Linked DNA regions of Homo sapiens: region 2 is linked to region 1. A link is an interaction called in ENCODE POLR2A ChIA-PET data of the cell type or tissue named here. Cell type or tissue: PC-3. All regions are shown on one strand.

Evidence for each region. ChIA-PET counts read pairs that join two places held together with the same protein. Peaks named below come from ENCODE experiments on the same cell type or tissue, not always from the same donor. Only the 100,000 strongest peaks of a DNase experiment are listed, where the experiment ranks them.
Region 2: POLR2A ChIA-PET joins it to region 1 with 6 read pairs; 4 of 35 experiments call an interaction of 5 or more read pairs at or near these places.

Annotation. Positions count from the first base shown.
Region 1 is chr3:171,800,720-171,803,219 of GRCh38, reverse strand. All of the region lies in intron 1 of PLD1 (phospholipase D1), which reads left to right. Among named protein-coding and RNA genes, the nearest start is that of PLD1, 8.5 kb to the left of the region's middle. In PC-3, no CTCF peak of the experiment used is centred here; a DNase peak (open chromatin) is centred at 1,139; H3K27ac peaks cover 2,500 bases.
Region 2 is chr3:171,649,474-171,651,973 of GRCh38, reverse strand. The region is part of intron 21 of PLD1 (phospholipase D1); the gene reads left to right. Among named protein-coding and RNA genes, the nearest start is that of PLD1, 160 kb to the left of the region's middle. In PC-3, no CTCF peak of the experiment used is centred here; no DNase peak of the experiment used is centred here.

The DNA.
Region 1 (2,500 bases):
TGGTCTGGTACAAGTCTCAACTGCATTCAATTTAACCCTTGATTCTTCCTTTTGTAGAGATAGAATTCTCCCTGCAACCTCCTGAAGAGCTGGCCTTCCCTCCTTCTCCATCACAGTAGTTCCAAAGTCTGGCTAAACAAAATCACCTGGGAACTTCTTAAAATACAAATTTCCAGGTTCTATCACATATGTAATAAATTTAGATTCTTGAGGAATGGGACTCAAAATAGTATTTTGTAAGTTCCCTTGGGAGTTTGATGATCACCCCATGTGCCTTCTGGGCCCCTCTTGTGGGCTCTTGCTCTCCAGCCCTGGCACCTGTGTACCTTGCTTAGAATCAGGTCATCTGGGCTGCTGGACCCTGGCCACATTGTATGGTAGCCTCGATTTTTATGTTTGAACTCAAATTCTGATCCTGTGAAACTTGGTAATCAGGGGCCACTCTTTGCCCCATTGGCCTGATTTCTCATGCTCATTCATTGGAGCCTGGGTTTCTAACTAGGAAGGCAGCTAGCGTGTTGCAGGGAGACTATCAGAGGAGTCAGGTGTGCTAAGTTTCATTTCTACTTTAGCGTCTGTGTAACCTTGATCAACTTGTTTCTCACCTTTCTGAACTACAGTTGCCTATCTCCAGAGTTTGTTAGGAAGGTTGTTTTTAGAACACATCAAGCTTTGTTCCATCTTAGGGCCTTTTAATCATGCTATTCCCTCTGCCTGGAGCACACTTCTCCTAAGTCTTTGCATGGCTTCCTTCTTTTTTGTCATTTGGATCAATGACAAAATGGTCAAATGTTATCTCCTTGGAAAGGTTTTTTCCCTGACCATTGAAAGCTGCCTCACTTCACAGTCCACATTGCATTGCTTGCTACCTGATCCTGTTCCAGCCTTTCACCTAGGGTTATTTTCATGCTAGGATTCACCACTATCTGAAATTCTTTTTCTTTTCTCTTTTTCTTGCTTACTGGGTTTTCTACACAAGAACTTAAGCTTTATGAGAGTAGGGACTTTCCTGACATGTAGTAGGTGCTCACTAACTACTTGTTGAATGACTACCTTTCCAAGTTGTTATATAAATATATGATGTTAGTGTGAACCCTGGTTCCCAAGGGATTCATTTGTTTTCCTAATTGTTCTTTTCTGACCTCACAGATGTTGCTGTTTTTATGACAATGATTCATTGCTGAGATATTACTGCAATTTGGAACAAAGTGCTGCTCTCAACTGATGAGAAATAAAATCTGTAGCTTTCTATGTGAATGCCTCCTGTCGTTTTCAGAGAGCTTGCAAAAACTTGTTTCAGTTGCATCTGTCATGTGGGTGTATAATCTGTGATAGAATGGATCGATTAAACATGAAAGTATCGTAACATAAATGAGACTGATTTGGGGAAACTCCTGTTTCCTACCTTTTTTGAGTTCTACCGGGGTGGTTTTTGGTAGTGTCATGGGGACTAGGGAAATGTGTATCACTTTGTAAGAAAGGCAGGCCATAGGCTGGGCACAGTGGCTCATGCCTGTTATCCCGGCACTTTGGAAGGCTGAGGCAGGTAGATCACTTGAGGACAGGAGTTCAAGACCAGCCTGACCAACACGGTGAAACCTCATCTCTACTAAAAATACAAAAATTAGCTGCGTGTGGTGGTGAGTGCCTGTAATCCTAGCTACTTGGGAGGCTGAGGCAGGAGAATTGCTTGAACCTAGGAGGTGGAGGTTACAGTGAGCTGAGATCGTGCCATAGCACTCCAGCCTGGGTGACAGAGCGAGACTCCGTCTCAAAACAAAAACAAGAAACAAAAAGAAAGGCATGCCAGAAACGCATGTTGGATATGTTCGTCCTGTCTGATCTCACCAGATACACGGGGTAGGTTTGACTGACAGTGAAGTAATTTTTGCAGATCCATTGCCTGGAAGGCCAATAAAGTTGGCAGTGAAAGCTTTCATCCTGTATTTGCAATAGCCCCTCTTCAGGATGGTGTTGAAGAATTTATCAAGCACAGAGTCTTTTTGGTGCTAACACAGTACTAGGCCTAGGCTAGTGAGTCTAAAATGTGGTTCCAGCCCCACAGCTTATAGTCTAATGCAGTCATCCAAAGGCAGGACTGAATTGTGCAGCAGAATCCTGCCAGGCCTCCTGAAATGGGCTGGCTTTTATAATGATTGTATGTTCCAATTTTCCTTGATAGTGATTTTCAAACTGCTTTGTTTCAGGGCAGTACAGTGGTATGAATATTTGTCTTCCTCAAATTCATATGTTGAAATCCTCACCCCAAGGGGTGATGGTATTAGGAGGTGAGGCCTTTAGGAGATGATTAGGCCATGGTGGCTCTGCCCTTATCAATGAGATTAGTGCCTTTATAAAAGAGGCCAGAGAGGGACCTCTGACTCTCTTCACTAAGTGACGGGTTAGTGAAAAGGCAGCCTCTGGGGAAGCAGGCCTTCACCAGACACCAAATCTGCAAGCACCTTGATCTTGGACTTCCTAGCCCCCAGAACTGTGAGAA
Region 2 (2,500 bases), 150 kb after region 1:
TTTTATTCTATTCTAAAAATTGTATAAAATGGTAACCTCAGCAGATAGAGAAATGTAAAGATTAGCACAGGGCAGGGGCCAGCACTCATTTTGAGCCTGAGCATGTGCCCTGGAAAAGAGAGGAAGGAAGAAGGAGACTTAAAAATGACAATGAAAACCGTCTGGGCCATAGTGGGAACAGTTTAGTATAAGGTTCTATATAACCTCATTTGGGGGCCACTCAGGGCTAGGCTTGCCAAAGACTATCAAGCCCAGGGTGAAGTCTAAGTCAAACATGCTGGGGAATCCCTCAGCATTCTTATGTTTGAAAGCTTGCCATTTTCAAAAGATAACCAATGAGAAAACTGATGTGTGTTTGTGCACAATATATAATAGTTCATAATCTATGAAGTCACATAGAGGATAGGTAAAGTCAGTGCTAAATAGGGCCAGCATTTCTAGTGGACTAGTCATGATTTTAGCCAGTTCTTTCATGTGCAGATGAGGAAACTGAAGCCCAGAAGGATCTTCTCCTTTTAAAGGATTTGCCAAGCACAAAATAAAAGGGGTTATGTCCCAAACGACCAAGAAGCTACAGATCCAATTCCAACATAATTGATACCACCATAGTATAAAATTCTCTTTACACACACACACACACACACACACACCCTAAGCCCTAACCACAATTCTTCCTATTTCTGACAGTATTCACTGCTGCAAAATCTACAACGAGACGATTTATAGCAGCTCTTGAAGTTTACAGTAATGAAATACAAACTATAAATCTCAAATTCTCAAAAAAATAAAGTGTCTTGTCACTAGCGAAGCATATCAAGCTTCCTCGGGGCCTTCTTGCCAGACCCTGAGACCCAGTTGTGAGCAGATCAAGCTTCTCCTAACTGTCCTTCATGCTGAGGAGGGACTGTGGGTGAAGGAGGAGGGGCTTATGCAGCAGAGAAAAACAAGAAAAGGAAAGTAGAGGTACATCACTGCTGTGACCCATCTACATGGTACATTCGTACTCTGCTTTTAAAGGTACAAACAGCTTTATAGCAATCACAAAAATTTTAAAATTAATTTTTTTTTTTTTGAGACGGATTCTCGCTCTGTCGCCCGGGCTGCTGGAGTGCAGTGCCGCGATTTTGGCTCACTGCCAAGCTCCGCCTCCCGGGTTCACGCCATTCTCCTGCCTCAGCCTCCCGAGTAGCTGGGACTACAGGCGCCCGCCACCACGCCTGGCTAATACACACACACTACTATTTTCTGTTGAATTGTAATTTATTTTCTTTTCCTAGAGTTCATCTGAATTTCTAGCTCAAGCGCATTTCCACACAATAGGAGGGGTTTTAGTTTTAGTTTTGGCACTTCCTGATAAATGTGGCCAAATTCAGTGATTTCTCATTATTTCCCTTCTATATTCAGCATCAGGGTTCTACTCCTGCCTCCTCTCCCTCCACATCCCGTCCTTGATCTTAATGCTATGGGGCCCTGGATCTTTGGAAAGGGGCTTCCAGACACTGATGTTGATCTCCCTCCGGCCTGTTCTGGCATCTGCTTAACGTAGCTTGGGGACGTCAGCCTTCACCTTTCAGGCCTGCCTCTCTACCACTTCTCCTCTGCTCCTGCCACATCGCATAGCTGCTGAACGACATGCTCCACATTTCTCTGGAGTTCACCTGAAAGCAAGGCACAGATCCTCCTGGCTCTCATATCCTCACATTGAAAAGAGAGTGGGGTCTATCCTGTTTTTCCCCGAACTCAGCTTGAGGCCAAAGGACTGATTCCTTGCCCTGAGTCTTGCTCTTATTTCTCTACACTCCTGCCTCAGCTTAGAGAATCTCTCCAGTTCCCCAAATCTAAAAGAAGTTGATGTTTTTGTGTCCTGCTTCCCTTGTGAGAGTGCCACCCCGGGAGCAATGCCTGCTTCGTTTCTCCGGTCACAGAGTGGGGGAAGTTAACACATTTAAAGGGAAAAATGATTTAATGTTTTATAGCATTGGCCTGCCACATTTTTATTCTCTTATAACATTGCATTGGGGCCATTTTAACACAGTACCAGAAGTATTGTGCTACTGAGCCTTCATAGCGGTCATTTTTAGTGGCTACAAGGTGATCATTCCATTGACTGGCTCAACATAATTTAACCATTCCTTTATTATTGGACATTTATTTCCAATTTTTAGCTATTATACGTAGCACTGCCATAAGAGTTAGTGAATTTTGAAGAAAAACTTTTAACAAGAAGCCTGAGAATGCTGTTTGGTAGAAATTGCTTTGAACTAATGTGGATGAAGTGATTGCTGGCATGATGGGTAGTTATCCGGGGCTTAGTGCCCACTAGCCCCAAAAGCAAGATTGCTTTTAAGATCATAAATATTTTATACACTAGGGGCTCAGATTCTTACCCTAAGCTGAATGCTATCATTTCCACAACCCCCATGTTGTGAGGATTCAGTATTTCCGAAGGACGTTGGATTCCTCAGCAGCTGGAACTCTTGTCCTCTGTGGATTGGATCAA